Regions from separate parts of the Homo sapiens genome. Here region 1 is linked to region 2. A link is a contact called in ENCODE Hi-C or POLR2A ChIA-PET data. All regions are on one chromosome and are shown on one strand. The core of a region is the stretch at or near the end of the contact, and the rest is flanking DNA. Distances in the headings are between cores, read along the strand shown.

What was found. Hi-C counts contacts between places; a loop is a spot of excess contacts on that map. ChIA-PET counts read pairs that join two places held with the same protein, here RNA polymerase II (POLR2A). Pooled maps may share reads with other maps.
Region 1: a loop to region 2 is called in a map of mammary epithelial cell, with 4 times the contacts of the local background. The contact joins the enhancer-like site here to the promoter of TGIF1 in region 2. A Hi-C loop is called at or near these places in 5 of 168 maps with a recorded cell type or tissue (MCF 10A, PC-9, heart right ventricle and 2 more), 1 of 37 single-sample maps with no recorded cell type and 7 of 50 pooled maps. POLR2A ChIA-PET finds 5 or more read pairs at or near these places in 16 of 52 experiments (A549, BJ, Caco-2 and 13 more).

Annotation. Positions count from the first base shown.
Region 1 is chr18:3,366,028-3,370,745 of GRCh38, forward strand. No RefSeq gene overlaps it. Among named protein-coding and RNA genes, the nearest start is that of LINC01895, 18 kb to the left of the region's middle. Within about 2 kb of position 2,289, at least 4 of the 41 ENCODE cell types and tissues checked have a DNase peak (open chromatin) inside an H3K27ac peak, as active enhancers do; they include HCT116, PC-9 and mammary epithelial cell, where a contact is called at or near this core.
Region 2 is chr18:3,446,755-3,451,710 of GRCh38, forward strand. It overlaps TGIF1 (TGFB induced factor homeobox 1), which reads left to right and starts at 3,418. Exons shown (of 3, transcript NM_003244.4): 1 at 3,418-3,751. The coding sequence starts at 3,736. It overlaps LOC124904237 (a long non-coding RNA gene), which reads right to left and starts at 3,902. Exons shown (of 2, transcript XR_007066269.1): 1 at 3,778-3,902; 2 at 252-432. RefSeq lists silencers at 1,438-1,507, 3,168-3,277, 3,308-3,467, 4,108-4,157 and enhancers at 1,629-2,250, 2,218-2,357, 2,251-2,870, 2,458-2,647, 4,735-4,956.

The DNA.
Region 1 (4,718 bases), core at 1,039-3,538, 82 kb before region 2:
TGCTACGATTTGAATGTTTTTCCCTCCAAAGCTCATGTTAAAATGTAATTGTGATTGCGACAGTGTTAAGAGGTGGGATCTTTAAGAAGTGTTCATGAGGTCATGAGGGTTCCAGCCTCATGAATGGACTCACGCTGCATTATTGTGGGAATAGGTTCACTTCTTTTTGTGCTCTCTCTCACCCTCTTTTGACCCTTCCAGTACGTGGCACCTTCCACCATGTTATGTGGCAACAAGAAGACCATCACCAGATGCTGACATCTGATATTGGACTTTCAGCCTCCAGAACTGTGCGCCAATAAATTTCTGTTCATTAAAAATTACACAGTCGAGGCTGGGCGCGGTGGCTTACACCTGTAATCCCAGCACTTTGGGAGGCTGAGACGGGTGGATCACCTGAGGTCGGGAGGTTGAGACCAGCCTGGCCAACATGGAGAAACCCTATCTCTACTAAAAATACAAAATTAGCTGGGTGTGGTGGTGCGTGCCTGTAATCCCAGCTACTCAGGAGGCTGAGGCAGGAGAATCACTTGAACCTGGGAGATGGAGGTTGCAGTGAGCCGAGATCGCATCATTGCACTCCAGCCTGGGCAACAAAAGCGAAACTCTGTCTCAAAAAAAAAAAAAAAAAAAATACACAGTCTGTGGTATTCGAATATTACAACACAAAATAGACTAAGACATTTCTGGACATTGGACAATCAGAACTAGAAAGAAAGGGCAGTGCAAGGGACTGCTCTTTTTTTTTACAGTAAACCTTATAGAATCATTTCATTCATTAAAGTGATATGTATAATAAATAACAACCAAATATTTGGAGAGTAGGAACAATAAAAGAGGCATCGTAATGAGGTAATTACCAGAATGGGAGGCTGGGGCCCAAGTCTTTTAACCTCTGTAAGACTCAGTTTCCTCACATATAAAATACAAATTATAGTATGGACCATAATTTTCTGGGCTGATTGCAAGGGATAAATAAACTAAGATATATGGTTTTGCAAATTTAAAGCACCATAGAAATGTAGAAAATTGTATTTATTAAGTGTATAAGACAAAAGGCGAGTAATAAAACTGGTTTAATGCAAAGAAACATCTGGCTCTTTGATACTTGTTTGCAGTCCTCAGAAACTTGAACTGAAAAATCTCTGTCATTCATAGTAGATGGCATGGCTAATGTTTATGGAAAAGAAGATGGTGCCACCTTCCACAGGGCACTGTGGCTGCTCTTATGAAACAAAACACCAGTGGAGTCTGCAACCAAACTAGTGTTCTATGTGTGTTGTGCACATGTCCAATATGTATCATAAGATGCTTCCTAAGGTTGCTCCTGAGACATCTTGCCTACATGCTACACAAACGTGGCTGCCTTAGTCCATTTTGGCTGCTATAACAAAATATCTTATAAATAACATAAATCTATTTCCTACAGTCCTAGAGGCTGAGGAGTCCAAGATCAACGTGCGAACAGATTCACTGTTGGGTAAGGGCCGTTCCTCAGGCCTTCTTGCTGTGTCCTTACATGATGAAAGAGGGGAACAAAGGACCGCTTTTATAAGGCACTAATCCCATTCATGAGGGCTCTACCTTCATGACCTAATCAACTCATAAATGTCCCACCTATTCACACTAATGCATTGGAGAAAGATTTCAACATATGAATTTTGGGGGTGACACAAACATTCAGACTATAACAGGGACCAAGTCTGTGGTGTAGGTAATAATATTGCACATATTTCAAATTCTTGGTTTTGAAAATATGCTGTGGCTATGTAAGATGTTATCAATGTGGGAAGCAGGGTGATGGGAACACACTGTACTATTTTTACAACTTCTCGAAAGTCTAAAAGTAATTCAAAACAAAAAGCTAAAAAGGAAGTATTTAGATCCAACCAATGCCCCAATTTAAAGATAATCCAAACTACATCTGGATCCCAAAGGAGGTCTGAACCCTCCAAGAACACTAGACTGTGCTGTGCTGCAGCAAGTGAAAGGCTGTATCGACACCTAAGAGGCTGATCTGTTCTCACCAAGGAACAGGATTTTCCCAATTCCGTTTTCCTGAACCATTTGTTCATTACTTCCCCTCAAGCCACAGTTTCATTTATGCCATTAAGAAAAATTATCACATATAATCGCCAACCTTGGGAAAAGAATATAGTCATTTTGTTTTCTTTCAGACCACAAAGTAGGAAATCAGAAGCCTTGGGTAAATTGAAAATCCCAACTTTGTTTTATTTAAGGGATGCCAAGACTCCCTGTGCCCCTGGCACTCTGGGTGGGGGGATTTCCTGCATGCCAAATTGCTAATGCAAGATGCATTAGCCCATAGCTTTAGAAGTTCCAGATTTCTTGGCACCAAAGGGTTATGAATAATCCTTTCCACTCCCCTTGACTGTTGGAGGACTTTCAAAATATTTTCTAGTCTTTACTTCTACTGCCCTTTGATCTTGTCAGGGAGAATCTAAGAGACCAACTTGTTTGTTTCCTGGACTAACAGCAATGCTTCTCCAACTTTAACAAACATAGGAATTACCTGGTAAAAATACAGACTCGCAGGTCACACTCCTTGAAATTCTGGGGTGAGGCAAGTTGTACCCAATATCGACAATGATTCCAGGTGATCTGATGTGGGGTTGACTATATATCACACCATGAAAATCACTGGCAGAGAGATATAAAAGATAAAGAACATCCTAAAAAAGTGCTTTGAAGGCCAGGCATGGTGGCTCATGCCTGTAATCCCAGCACTCTGGGAGGCTGAGGCCGGGGGGATCACCTGAGGTCAGGAGTTTGAGACCAGCCTGGCCAACATGGCGAAACCCCATCTCTACTAAAAATACAAAAATTAGCCGGGCGTGGTGGCCGGCACCTGTAATCCCAGCTACTTGGGAGGCTGAGGCAGGAGAATTGCTTGAACTCAGGAGGCTGCAGTGAGCTGAGATCATACCACTGCACTCCATACTCCAGCCTGGGTGATAGTGAGAGACTCTGTCTCAAAAAAAAAGCTGTGATGTGGTTTGGATGTCTATCCCTTCCAAATCTCATGTTGAAAGTGGAGTCTAGTGGGAGGTATTGGATGATGGAGATGGGTCCCTCATGAATGACTTAGTGCCATCCCCTTGGTGATGAGTGAGTTCTTAGTTCACACGAGATCTGGTTGTTTAAGAGTCTGGGACCTCCTGCTTCTCTCTCTTGCTTCCTCTCTCACCATGTGATACAGCAGCTTCCCCTTCACCTTCCGCCATGATTGTAAGCTCCCTGGAGCCCTCACCAAAAGCAGAGGCCAGCACCATCCTTCCTGTACAGGCTGCAGGACTGTGAGCCAAAATAAACCTCTTTTCTTTATAAATTACTCAGTCTCATACATTCCTTTATAGCAACACAAACAGACTAATACATCTTTAAAAGAAAAGAAAAGAAAGAAGAAAGAAGGAAAGAAAGAGAGAAAGACAGAAGGAAAGAAAGAAAGAAAGAAAGAAAGAAAGAAAAAGAAAGAAAGAAAGAAAGAAAGAAAGAAAGAAAGAAAGAAAGAAAGGCAGGAAGGAAGGAAAAAGAAAGAAAGAAAATTGCTCATTATCCACAAGATTTAGTTAAAAGATTACATGAAAAGCAAAGGGTTTGGTGAGGCGTGGTGGCTCACGCTTGTCCCAGCATTTTGAGAGGCCAAGGTGGGAGGATTCTTTGAGCCCAGGAGTTTGGGACCATTCTGGGCAACACAGTGAGACTCCATCTTTCCAAAAAAATAAAAAATTAGCTGCGCCTGTGGTCCCAGCTACTCAGAGTGGGAACTCTGCTCTCTGACTTCAGGTTTCTATTTTGTCCTATTACACTTTGGGAGGCAAAGTAAGTCATAGGGCCACACCTAAAAGTCAATGTGAGTGGAGTAATGAAGTGCAACCCTACCATGTGTCTGGAGGGTGGAGAGCAAGAAATATTTGATGAATATCACAAAGGAGTCCTGCAGAGGGTATTTCAGAACAATCATTCAATTGGGAGGATCAGTTGAATCCAGGAGGTTGACGTTGGGGTGAGCAGTGATCATGCCCCTGCACTCCAGCCTGGGTGACAGAACAAGACCCTATTTCAAAAAATAAAAAAGAAAAGAAAAGAAAATCAAAGGGTTTGACATGAGCTTTGAACCATTAGAAATGAAAATGTGATACTGGTTCATCAGCTGACATTTTAGATATAATTTTCCTTTTATTAATTAATCATTGAAGAATAAATAGTGGAATTGTCCAGTTATTTTCACCTCTGAGATAATGGCATTGATGTTGTTATTTCAATAAGCCTAATTGGGACAAAATGAAGCTGAATTCCTTAGTGTTTTTCCCCACATGGTAAACACTTGCATCCAGAGTGACTGAGTTCTTTTTAAAGTAACAAGTAGAGAGTAGAAGTGGGTTAATGTATAGACTTGCTGAGATTACATGAATTGTGAGTATTTTTGGGAAAGTTCAAGGAGCAAATTGCATTTAAAGCTGGGGCAGTATGGTCTTCAGATAGGTTTTTTATTTTCACTACTCCAAGCCAGGTCAGACTTCCCTTTCCTGAACAGCATTCCTATTAGCATCTCATTTACCTTCAAACTTGGCCATTTATCAGCTCTTCACCCACAAAACTTTTGTCCTCGGCAGGACTGTGAGTTCAGGGTAGAGCACAATCATACCACCTCCTGCAGAGCTTTGTATACAGTAACTGCACAATAAATATGTGTT
Region 2 (4,956 bases), core at 2,168-4,667:
CTGACCTGAGATGTGACTGGATGATTACAGACCTCTTGTCCAGTGTTTAGAGCCTAGCTGTCTGCATATTTTATAAAGATATCTGCCTTCCAGAGACTGGAAGTGAAAGAGATCCAATGACTGGGTGAGTCACCCTTTCTCCACCTAGAACACAGTCCTTGATGGAACTCATGCTTTATCAATTGTTGTTGAGTAGAAGAAACAAATACATCCTCCAATCTTCACTTGGTGGACCTGGCATCAAAAAATAATCATATTAAGTGCGTTTATTAGTACACTTTTCTGGCTTATCTGCCTTTCCAAGTTTCTATTTGAGTTCTTGCCTTTGAAGGGTTTGCAGGCTGTGAAAAGTAACTTAACTTTTTAACAACTTTCTTTGCTTGGCCTTGAGGCAGCTTCAGAAGATAAGACGCCAAAAGGAACTATGTGTGCCTGGAGAGAAAAAAAATAATGGTGAAAAACGTTTATCAGTAGCCTCCGCCAGCACCAAGCAACGCCTCAATTTTACTCAAGCAATTTCCCAATTCAAGTAACATTCATATGAATCAGCAAATAATATGTAGCAAATTTGAATCTATATACTTTAAAAAAAAAAAAAAAGCACTGGAAAGAATCTTAAAAGTCATTGAATCCGTTTTATAGCAAGGCCCCGAGACTGGAAGGGACTGACAGAGCTAGAAATGAAACTTGTTTTTCCACCTCGAGAAAAACGAATCAACAAAAAATACCCTAAGCAATTGCTGGTATCTGAAGCCCACTTTTTTGAGGCTGTTCCCTTTGTTACGTTGCGCTGACCCTAGGCACTTTCTTCCCAGAATGCACCAAGAATCCGAAACTCCAAACAAGTTTGAGATCAGCGTTGGCTGGGGGGAGGCAGTGGGGGTGCATCTACGGGAGCGGTTGGGCTGTAAGCTTTCGCTACATCACAGAATTGTGCCAGTGTTTCTCTTTGGAGTGCCTCGCCAGCTTTAACAACCGTTTGGATATGACTTGCTCGGGCAAAAGTTGTGCATTGGCCCGATCAAGCCTGACTTCTAGCCAAGGTGAGTTCACATCTCCGTTTTTTCCTCCCCCTAATTCGAAAGAGGCTTTCAATTGTCTCCGCCCCTCCCCCCTTCTCCTGGAAAGTTTGTTTTCAAGCTATAAACCCTTTCCAATTCTCGGTTCCCATCTCGGTTGCCTGAGAATCGCAGTCATTAGCCAAGTCCACTTGGACGAAAGCAAAGCTACCTTTGTGTACATAATGAGAGCCACCGCGTGGCCAAGGAGAACCACGGGGAAGAGGGAAACATTTTTGTCTCGAGCTGGCTAAAGCGGGCGGGGGGGGAGGTAGGGTTAAACCGACCGAAGGCGTGTTTTGTGGAGTGGCTTCGAAAGCGGCCGAGGCAGCCGAAGCCGCTTTCGAAGTTAGCAAACAAAGCGTCTCCCCAGTAACCGCCCGGTTCCAGACGAGGCTCCTGCCACTCAGGCCGCGGAGTCGCAGCGTCGCCCAGCCCCCGGCTCCTCCTCCCTGCGTCTCTCCTCCCTCCGCTCCCGGCTCCCCAGCGGATAGGAGCCACCAATCCCAGCCACAGACAACCCTTCAAACGAAATAGCGAGGCGGCCCCCTCTAACGGGCGGCGGGGGCGCTGGCCCCCTCCCTGCGCCACATCTGTCCCGCACCGGGCGCAGCAGCTGATTCATCTGCAGCCAGGTCCGGGAAGGAACTGTGCTCCCGGCAGTTGCAGGGCAGCGTCCGGGCGGGTGGCTTGTCCCCAGGACCGCGCTCCCCCCGAGCCGTTTTAGGTGTGTGTTCTCTTCTGTCCCGAGCAGTCAGCAAACCACAGAAGAAAAAAATCGTAAGGTTGCTGCCTTCTTAGAGAGACGCTTTTTTTCCCTGTTGATTCATTTTAGTCCTGTAATTGGAAAAACCACCCAGGCTTTTTAAACTCTGGCCTCCACGCATTCTAGGGGCGGGGGTGTCTTTTTTTTTTTTTTTTTTTTTGAGGGAGGGTGGCAGGCTAGCTCTAGTTCCTGAAACAGACGCTCCGAAGTCGAGTTAGTTATCCCTTGGCCGTCTTAGTACTCCTCGGGTTTAATCTTATTTCCACAGAGTTTCTTCTGCCGGGATCTCCACCGAGGTTACCGAACAAAAACAGCACAGAGCCCAGACTGGAGGCAGACCCGGGCGCTGTCTCTGCTAGGCTTATTTACGTTTAGGGCTTTTCTTTCCTTTTTTTAAAGTGATGGGGGAAGTCTCATTGTGTGGCATGTGACAGTTCGTTTGCTTCAAAACAACAGGACGTAACCACGCGAAAACTAGAACCAGAGGAGGGGGCATGCGTTTCTTCAAGTCAGCCAAACAGCATCTGGTCTTTGAAAGCGCAATTTCATCAAGAAACTCCTGTTGGATCCCTCCTAACTGTGGACCAAAATAAGCCAACAGGAACGGGTGTTTACTTAATGGCTAGTTTCTGTTTGAAATGGGAGGAGGGATCCCCTAGCAGGGTTCCAATCCGAAGAGTAGACACTGTTGACCGAAACAGACGAGCAGGCACGGCGTGGTCACCCCTTAGCTATAAAAGTGGCCGCTGCCGGGGTTCGGCGACTCGGGGTGTCAGGCGGAGTCTTGGTGAGGCAGGCGCGCGCCCGGCCGTCCCCGGGCAGAGACGTTTAAAGAGCATGTGAGCGTGACAAGTGTCTGTCCGCAACGTGTCAGATTTCGAAACTGCCTTGCAATCCAGTCCGGAACTCGCAGCTTTAGCCCGGGGGAACAGACGTTCGTTTAGGCTGTGTCTCATCATTCCCCCCCGCCCCACCCCCGCCGACCTCCCACTGTCGCTGCTGGAGGAAGAGCCCCGGGAGGAGAAGGGTGCGCCGCGCCGCGCCCGCGTGTCAATGGCAGCCGCGCATTCTGGAAGAAGTTGGTTCTTGTCTCGAATACTTTTCCTCCCGTGCCCCGCCCCTTGAATCAGAGGCGGCTGTCTCGTGCGGCTAGAGCAGGGCCAGTAGAGTTCGGGGCAGCTGTCAAAAACGAGACGGGGAGGCTTTTCTTCCCGGGGGTGGAGGAGGGAAGGAGGGAGGTGTCCTTTTTTCCATCTGTTGCAGTTTCCGAACCAAACGCACCCTCGCCAGCCCCGGGAAGAAAGGCCCAAGGGAGAAACCTGGGGCGCTCGGCTGGTGCCCCCACCGCCGGGCGAGGGATGCGGGCGGTCCGTGCGCGGCAGGCGGAAAGGATCGTGTTTCTGGACCCGGCCACCCCCCGCGTCCGCACCGCCGCCCCCGAGGGACGAGTGACAGCGGCCGCCGCGCTCGGTCCAGTCTTCCCGGCTGGAAGGTGCGGGGGAGGGGCGGAGGAGCGGCGGGGCGGGAGGGGGACGGGGCGGGCGGCTGGGGGCGGAGGCAGGACCTCCTGTACCTTCCCTCCTCGCCTCTCTCACTCTGACAGCGCCGAGGTGCGCCGAGCAGGAGCAGGGAACAAAGGAGCGGAGAGGGGAGGGGAGAGAGTTGGGCGAGGGAGAGCCCCCGGCCGGCTGCCAGAAGATCCCGGCGGGAGGAAGCCCAAGTGTCACTTGAATTCCACCCAAGGAGCGGGCGCCTGGGATCAGAGCGTCCTGTTTAGCAATAACGGCTGGAGCACGTCCTACAAGTTACGGGAGAGTCGGCTGTGAAGGAGACGTTCGCTTATCCCCTGTGTCCCCGCTCCTGGCCCCTCCAGACCCCCGCCTTGCCTCGCGCTGGGAGGGGAGATCCAGAATGAAAGGCAAGAAAGGTAAGGCGGCCGCGGGCTGCGCGCACCAGAAGACGCGAGTCCGGGGAAACGTGCTGGCCGGGCCGCGCCGCGCGGAGTCACTTGGTGGACTTTTCCGCCCAGGGGCTCTCATGCTGGAGTGGCGGCCGTGCTCTTTGTTGAGGCTGCGTCTGAAACGGCAGCGGCTGTTTTCCTGCTAGACACAACACGAGGGGCTGTTGTGGGGCGAGCCTCTCCACGCTGCTGGCACGTTGTCAAGAAACACGCTCAGCGCCTTGTTTGTGCGCCTGCAAGTTTCATTGTCTCCGCCGACACCCCACGCTCGGCCCAGCCGCCGCGTGGCTTCTCGCTCTTTCTCGCGTGCTGGGGATATGGGGTCCGAGTAGGGAGGACCCAGCCCCTCGTTTTTCCCGATCCGGACCCAGGCGGCCGGGGCCGCGGGACCGCCGCGGCTTTGTCTGAAAGTTCCACTCCTAGGCTCCCCCCGCCCCCGCCCCCGCCGCCCCCCTACTCCCAGCCGGGCCCTAGCACTGTTCTTTAGGGATGTGGTGTTTTTACGATCGAAGGAATGCGATTCTGGACCCCCTCATCGCCCTCGGGTGTAAACAGCTTTGGAAAGCTAGACTTTTACAAATCCCCAGTCTCTAAAAGTTTTCCCACGATGAATTTTGGGGCAGGAGGAAGAGTTAGCACCCAGGGCCAGCAGCTTCAAGCGGCATGCAGTCAAAATGCGTCCAAATGTGACAAGCAGGCTTGGTTGTAAGTGCAAAGAGCAAGGCTGTCATTGTTTCCACGAAGTGTTCTGGAAGCTTTACAACTAAAACTTGCCGTCAGTTTGGTTTAAAAACAAAATACACCGGAGGGGGACGGGGGGTGGAGAAACCACACAAAACACCCCGAAAGGTCAGAGTGTGAAGTCCCTTTTGAAGTTAACAAAAATTGAGTCCCTGGCTGGGAGGTCCCCCGAGTGTTCCGCTGTGGGCTGGAGGTGGCGTTTCTGTCGTGATTTATGTGGAGTGGTTCAAAACAGAAGTTAATCACTCGGGAAGCGGACGGGAGGGGCGGCGCTACTGCGCATGCCCGGGAGCCGCCTGGAGTTTGGAACTCCACATTCTTTCAGACCCGGCCCGCTGCGGGGCGTTCCTGGGGGGTAGCCTCAAGGCCAGCGGGGTTCCTTCGGCTGCGTTTCTGTGGGAGGCCCTGAAACGCGCGGAGCTTCCCTCTGC